2 separate regions of the Homo sapiens genome follow, and region 1 is linked to region 2. Evidence: chromatin contacts called from ENCODE Hi-C or POLR2A ChIA-PET data. All regions are on one chromosome and are shown on one strand. The core of a region is the stretch at or near the end of the contact, and the rest is flanking DNA. Distances in the headings are between cores, read along the strand shown. Region 1 overlaps HDAC4 (histone deacetylase 4). Region 2 holds the start of HDAC4-AS2 (HDAC4 antisense RNA 2).

Region 1 (3,788 bases), core at 678-3,177, 59 kb after region 2:
GACGTGGGGTGGAAAGGGCCTTTCCACATGAGTGGTTTCCATGTCCTCAACTTTAAACGATTTCAAGACGTTTTACTCTCCTTAATTTTGGTACTACCGAATAATATACACCACGTAGTTTTATTTTCATATCTAAAATGTTTTCAAACAAAATTTTATTTCTAAAAAGTGAAGATGGGGGAGACACACAGATGCCACCACAGCTAGCGTCGTGGGTGATCTGGGTAAAGATTTCCATTCCCAGCCAGGCACAGTGGTTCACGCCTGTAATCCCAACACTTTGGGAGGAATGAGGCGGGAATATTGCTTGAGGTCAGGAATTCAAGACCAGCCTCAGTAACATAATGAGACCCTGTCCCTATCAACAATACAAAAAATCAGCTGGGTGTGGTGGCGTGTGACTGTAGTCCCAGCTACTTGGGAGGCTGAGGCACGAGGATCTCTCGAGCAAGATCACACCACTGCACTACAGCCTGGGTGACAGAGCAAGACCTGCCTCCAAAAATAAAAATAAAAAATAAAAACAAAGAGTTCCATTCTCCACACACTGGCCCCAGCTGTAACCACACAGTACCTGCAGTCCTAGCTCCTGCTTGAGATGCCCCAATCTACCTCCTTGTATTCTAGAACACGCTCTCCCACTGCACAAGGCTCATTATTCAATGGTACAAATGTACATTCAAGATAATCACATCATTATTATTTAATTCAATAGTACTCCAGCACACTCCTCCCTCCAACAAAACCAGCTTTTCTGGATCCTCTAAGAAGCAGGTGTACCATGTGCAGAAATCACTATTACATTTCTGTTATGCACAGAATGAATATACCCTACACATCACAACCTCCCCTACACCAAGACTAACTTAATCTTATCACTATTCCTTTTTATACAACAGAAGCTTCAGTTTCTAAATATACAGTGATTTCTTTGTATTGCATTCTATTTTAATCTTCTAAAAATAGAGCCACCACCAGGAGAAGCGACTTGCTGTTGGATGTTCACTACGCTAATGTCACTGGCAGGATGTGGATTTCTGCCCCTTCCAGACTTTCCAGCTTGTGGTTTCCACATGACGACTGTCATGGTGGTTCCAGGATTCTGGCCGGGAGTGTGGGAGCAGGATCGCCCAGCATCAAAGCCAGGATCCACTCCCAGGAGCCTGTGATGCCACATGAGCCAGCTGATCAGTGTGGGCCTCACCGTCAACAGCCATCGAATGGGTGCCAGGATGCTCTCCAACCTTGCAGGACTGAGAGGACTGGACTAAGCACCCACAAACGTACTCACAAGCCGCAGTGCCACAGATAGCCTATGCCATGGACATGGCCCACGCCACCATGGACACAGCCCACGTCACCATGGACACAGCCCACGTTGTGGGAGCAAGTCCTCTGACTTTCCCCTCCTTCAGCAGATTGGCTGAGAGCATTTCTCAGGTTTTAGCAGAAAGTTAAAGAGAAAAATCAAAAGGCACGAGGGAAAGAGCAGAACAAAAAGGAAGCTGTTGCCTCCAAGAGCTCTCATGTCCCACGGAAGTTCCTTCTTGAGGATGGGAAGATGGTCTGTGCCCGCCACCTCCTCCCCTTGCTTCTCCGCCAAAGGACAAACACTGCACCAAACCAGAGGGCAGTCAATAGGTTAAAATGTTTTCTTAAACGATTTTCCAAGGTTTTAAATGCTTCATAGCTCTAAGAACAGAGTTATCCAAAATTTTAAAAATATAATCCCTTATCTTCTGTTTAATAAAGTTATTTTTGAATTTTGAAGAAGCAGAAATCCGATCATTTCTCTCCTCCCTCCCTGACGCACACACCCTTAAGACCCAGCCTGTTCTCCGCCAGGAACGCACCACCTGCGCTTCGCCGGCCACCGGTTTTGCAACGGAGAGCCCGCTGGCCACGGCGGCCCGCACTGCACACTTCCTAGCAGGCTTCCTGTGTAGCTGGCAGTGTGCCTGGCAGAGCAGAGGCACAACACACATTCCCATCACACTTCATACGCGGCATTAAGCTCATGACATATTTTCATCTTCTCCTAAGATATTAGAGTCTCGGGAACAAATCCACTTCCTATCACTCAACGTGCAACTCAGATGATAAATCTTGTACCACTGCGTTAGCGTGGTAAAAATCAGAATCATACGGCAAAGAAAACACAGAAATTACATCAAAACAAAACAAAGATGCAGCTTTCGTAATCTAAAGCAAATTTCTTTGGTTTTATACCCATAAAGTCCCACACTTGGGCATGAAGGCAATCTTGAATTAAAACGAACACCCCTGTATGCTGTTATGACCGATGTCACATCTAATATTCAGACAACTAGAAAGAAGGGCTAGCCTTTTAACTCAACTACAAGAAAAGAGGAACTGGAAAACAGCAGTGGCTGAATGTGTACTCCTTGCTTTGATGTTCTGAATTAACACGCGCCTGTAGTAAAAGCCAATTTTACACTTTGAAAAGCACAGAGCCTCCTCATGTCCACAACACAGAGCTACAGAACACAGCAAGTCAACCAGAACTTTAGGTTCCCAAACCTTACTGCACTGACTCGATAAGGATCCCTCGCTTCCCACTGTAAGAACAAAGAAACAGTTATGAAGATAGAATAAAATCTCGCCCTAATATTGTAGGCAGAGTTGAATTCAAGAGAAGACCCCAATTACCAGAAAGGAAAGAAAGCAAACGGCCCTCTGAGCAGGTGCACTAAGACCCAGCTGCCTGTTCCTGGGGCCCAAGAGTCATCAGAACTGGAGACAGGCACCAGGGAGCCAGTGGGCGGCTGCATATCTGGGTGGGCAGGAGAGGTGGCCATGAGCGTGGCTTGGACAGGGAACTGGAACTGAGACCCTGTGTCCGGGCAGAACTCTTGGAGGACTGTCTGGTCTATGAAAAGAGAACTAGAAAACCCCACCCACCAGGCCTGGGAAGCAATAGAGGGTTGCTAGGAAGAGGCTTCAGTGAGAATCTAAGACCCTAAACCTGGGTCCCTGTGGATGTGGCCTCCAGATTCATATTCTTTGAGTAGTTCTGGAATCTCAAGTCTAGAAATAAGGGTAAAACTAGTCTAGAACCTGGGAAACCCTGTAGCCCCAGGAAGACAAAGAAAAATAGCTCCTTAGGGCTACACCCACAATCCACAGCACACAAAACACACAAAGAAGGATGAGAGGAAGGGAGGGAGGAAAGTCCCCTGCTGAAGAGTTTACCATGCAAATTTAACATCACAAATGATAGATGGAAACAACCCACCATGTGGGAATCGGCAAGAACAACAAAACCGAGAAATGACTCCAAAATGTCCACAAATATTAAAACAATGTGGAAAAGACAACAAGCTGCGCTAAAAAAAAAAAAAAGTTAAATGAAGAAGAGAAACTATCATGAAGGAAAAAAACCTGGAAATGGGAGATGAGAAGTTTTTAAAAAGAATTAAGTGAATTTTCTATAATTGAGAAGAACAGATTAGATCTAGTTAAAGATAAAAACAGCAAATTAGATATAAAGATAAAACTAGATCTAGATAACTAACCAGAATGCAGCACAAAGATAGGAAAAGATAAAGGAGAGAAGCAAGGATAAAAGAATAAGATGGTCCAACATAGACCTAGTATGAGTTCCTAAAGAATGGAAAAAATGTACAAATGCAGTATTAAAACAGATAACGAATGAGAATATTCCAGAATTCAGACATAACAGTCCTTAGATTTAAGAAGCATGCTAAGTCTCTATTAGGATAAATAAGTGTGAATCGACATCTAGACACAGTGCAATAAAACATTTA
Region 2 (3,755 bases), core at 1,057-3,556:
TCTGGACTGGCTTAAGACCAGGCCTTGTCAGCAACTCAGTTCCTAGGAAAACCTGCACTCCACAGTCTCAAAGCCACCGATTTGGGTGAAACAGCCCATAGGTGGCAGCTGCCCCTGGGTGCAAAGCATTTCCACAGTCACTGCCCAGGCAGCAGGTCCCACACTGGCTTTGTCTCCAAACCACTGGAGGTCCTGGTCCCAGGACTCAGCCTTCTCCTGAGAAAAGGGTGGGAAATGCTTTGGGGGAGGCCTGGGCACTGGCCGGAGCTTGGGGTTCTGATCCCTGGGTTGCCGCTTAGCCGTGGGAGCTGCAGTCACCTGAGCTCCTGGTGCCCAGGGTGAGGGGTGCTCTCAGCTTCTCTGGCTGACTTCACTGTCTCCTCACCCCTCCCCTGCCCCACCGCAGTCAATCATGCTCCTAACCTGGCCCTGCTGGCTGCCCTGGCTGGACTGGCTTGAACCTGAGGAGTGCCCAGGCCTCAGGCCACGAAGACCAGCTCAGGCCACTTTCCTGGACAGTGAAAAGACACAAAGCAACCCAGAAGGTGACAGAAGCTTCTGAATATATCTGATCACATTCCACAGCGCAGCACGGGCTGCCTCGTTGTTATTGTTGTTTTTTAAATGAAATCCTCCTCTCTGACTGTTTCTGTTTCTTTCCCCAAATCAGTGAAGTGCAACCCCCAACTTTTAAAATGCATGTATTTAGTTTTTAATTGGGTGTCGACTTTGACACAGTAAAAGGTTTTCATTTGCTATTATGTGAGAAGAATCTACGCACATAAACTGCGTGTTCAATGTGCGGAAGCAGGGAGTAGGGGTCCGCCCACCCCCCACCCCGCACATGGGTGAGGACTGTTCCATGTGCAGGAGCAGAAAGCAGGGGTCCACCCACCCCCCACCCCACACATAGGTGAGGACTGTTCCATGTGCAGGAGCAGAAAGCAGGGGTCCACCCACTCCCCCACCCCATATGTGGGTGAGGACTGGACCCTATTCATTTCCTTTCTTCCCTTTTCTGATCATTTTTATGACAAAATATAGCAAAATGGAAAAACTGCGTAAGCAATGCTGGTTTTATGAAACATCAGCGTTCACCTACATTTGCTTCAGACTTTCTTTTAAGGAATAAAATATATGAAAGGCAGGGAGGAGAGCTAAGTCAGCAAACTCGCAAACTCGGAGAAAAGAGAACGGGGCCTGGCTTCTTGAAGAAGACTCAGCTGGCGGGCTCCCTGCTGTGGGCACTGGGGGCTACGGGTCCGGCTCTCACAAGCACGGCGGTGCTAAATGCTTTCCTGAACACACAGTCTCGTGAATGACTGTCAGGTTGCGGTTCCCTCTTCCGCGTTCATGGCTGTGATTGGCACGCGGTTCTCCTGGGACCAGTGCCCTGCAGTGACTTCCTAGAGTGCCTCAGGTGAGCGGGCCCGTGCTTTCCAGGGATAAACACAACTTTGTTCTTCTAAGTTACACAGTCAGCACCCATGGGTGAACCCATCGGGGAAGGCATACACTTGTATAATGTAGAAGAACAAAGTTGCATTTATCTCCAGGAAGGGATAAAGTTAGAAAAACAAAATAGCATCAACAACGACCATGTTATTTAGAATGCTGGTGTCTATATTTGTAGGTGAAACTGGTCTCTCTCATATTCTTTCTGTTTGGTCAAACAGAGACATTTTAGCTTGAACAAATAAGCACAGGGAATAAGTAACTGCACAGCGTTGCATCTTGGAAGCTGGGTTATTGCCTACGTCTCGCCTCATTTATCCCTGTGTGGGGGGCCTGGGTGGGACCCCTGCTTATAAGATGTGCTGCTGTCACCCAAGGTCCCATGTAGAAACAGGGTCCCACCACAGGCGCTGGGCAGAGGCCTGACCCGCTGCTGGCTTTAGCGCATCCCCCTCCATTTCTAATTTCTCACAGATGGAGGGAGGGGGCAGCATTGTAAACGTCTGGTGTTAATCTCTTTAAAAACCGAACATAAAACAACTTTTAAGGGATTTTTTTTATTAACTTCAAAAACATGACATGCCCGCATTTCCACTCCTCATTCAGTTCCCAAAGAACATTCATGGCTCCTGCTGTGTGCCAGGTGCTGTGGGAACGGGCCCAGGGCAGCCGCTGGGGCGCCGAGGAGCACAGGAGCTGATGGCAGGCCCAGGGGAAGGGCCCACAGTGGGCTGCGTCTCACCGAGGGCAGGGGCTGCCTGAGCAAGGACCCAGAGGTCTGGGTGCAGGTGGAGGGTCATGGGGACGGGGGAGCCCAGAGACCAGCCTGCCATCTGCAATCCTAGAGTGTCACTCAGGCTTGGGGCCGGGAGAGCAGCCAAGAGCGCGAGGGGAAGCAGCAGCAACTCTGGTGCTGGGGAGGACCCAGCTTCTCAGGACAAAGTGGGGAAGGCGGGGCAGGCTCTGCACACCCAAGGTTGGCTGGCCGAGTGGAATTTTCTTTCTTCAAACTTTTCTCAGATTCCCCTGAATCTGGAATCACAGGACATCTTAAAAGGAAACCCAAGTTCATGTTTGCTCCAAAGCATCTAATAGAGATGACACTAACATGATCTTGATGCAAATGCCACCGAAGCTATTTCATCAGGGTCAGAGGCAAAATTCAGTGTACTGAAATTCCCATCACAACGCAGGCACCTGGCCAGATCTGAGCCCGGGGTGGTCAATGCTGATGTGGGCCAAGGGCCCCCACCACCTGGGAGTTTTCAGAAATGGAAAATGATCACAAGGTTCCTCACAGGGATGCCGGCCAGCATTCATCATTGAGCGTGGAGGAGATGCGCTCACTTGGATGCCAAGGAGGACAGGCAGCGCCCTCTGAAGGTAAGAATTGCTCCCTGGATGTAGCCTCATCTGGATAACCTACACAACTCATCTTTCCATCCAGTCTACTCAAGAGCTATTAATGCTTTAATTCCTAAGGCATTCATTCTTTAATCTGTTCCTTAAGCTGTTTTCTTGGAGATTTGTACAAGTTCTGCAAATTAATTCAAATTTCATCTTAAAAGGAATTTGTCAACTGGACTGAGAGACAATCAAAACAGTCAGACACGGAACATGCTGAGCGCCACGCTGCTGCCGGGGAATTCTCTTCTGAAGCTTGGGTGACGCTCCTGCCCGCCTCACAGGCACACAGCTGAACCTCCTGTGCGTGCATCACCTGAACGGTCACAGCTCGACCCAAGTCTGCTCTTAAATTCCACCACCTGTGAAACAGCCAGCGAGCAGCCTGGCCCAGCACTCCCCACTCCCAAAAGACAGGACCCTATGGGGGAAGAAACTGCTGCCCAAATCTTCTGAATGTCGCTTACAAACTCCTTTTTCTGCTAAAACCTTCCATTCTGTGACAGCACAGAGAGGATGATGCAGACTGCAGCTGGGAAGCTGCTTCCTACTCCTCCAGGCCCCTGCTGGGTCACCCTAGAGCTGCCAAGGCCAGCAACTGAGGAGGAGGAGGGCAGGCAGGCAGGGCTCCTTCCAGCCACTCCAGCTTCTCCAGCAGTTTAGCGCATGCTGGAAGGTGCTGGCGCTGATCCGCCCCTGGCAGTGCTGGTGAGAGAGGCAAGTTACTCCTCGCAGATCTGTGTCTCCAGCTCGGTGCGCGTCTCCCTACGGACATGGAAGAGTGCGGGTCCCCTGAGGAGCAGGGAGGCGAGGGGCCCTGCAGAGCAGCCACCTTCTGCTGAGAAGGAGCCTGGACTCACTGGCACAGTGCAGCCAGAGGGGGCTTCGGTGGGCAC

What was found. Hi-C counts contacts between places; a loop is a spot of excess contacts on that map. ChIA-PET counts read pairs that join two places held with the same protein, here RNA polymerase II (POLR2A).
Region 1: a map of endothelial cell of hepatic sinusoid shows a loop between it and region 2 (7-fold over the local background). The contact joins the enhancer-like site here to the promoter of HDAC4-AS2 in region 2. A Hi-C loop is called at or near these places in 2 of 168 maps with a recorded cell type or tissue (astrocyte of the cerebellum and endothelial cell of hepatic sinusoid) and 1 of 37 single-sample maps with no recorded cell type. POLR2A ChIA-PET finds 5 or more read pairs at or near these places in 3 of 52 experiments (CD4-positive, alpha-beta memory T cell, OCI-LY7 and WTC11).

Annotation. Positions count from the first base shown.
Region 1 is chr2:239,251,069-239,254,856 of GRCh38, forward strand. The region is part of intron 2 of HDAC4 (histone deacetylase 4); the gene reads right to left. Among named protein-coding and RNA genes, the nearest start is that of MIR4269, 52 kb to the right of the region's middle. RefSeq lists an enhancer at 1,355-1,856. Within about 2 kb of position 1,928, at least 15 of the 41 ENCODE cell types and tissues checked have a DNase peak (open chromatin) inside an H3K27ac peak, as active enhancers do; they include OCI-LY7, where a contact is called at or near this core.
Region 2 is chr2:239,191,339-239,195,093 of GRCh38, forward strand. HDAC4-AS2 (HDAC4 antisense RNA 2) reads left to right here and starts at 2,307. Exons shown (of 2, transcript NR_198956.1): 1 at 2,307-2,838; 2 at 3,024-3,755. The region is part of intron 3 of HDAC4 (histone deacetylase 4); the gene reads right to left. RefSeq lists an enhancer at 1-84.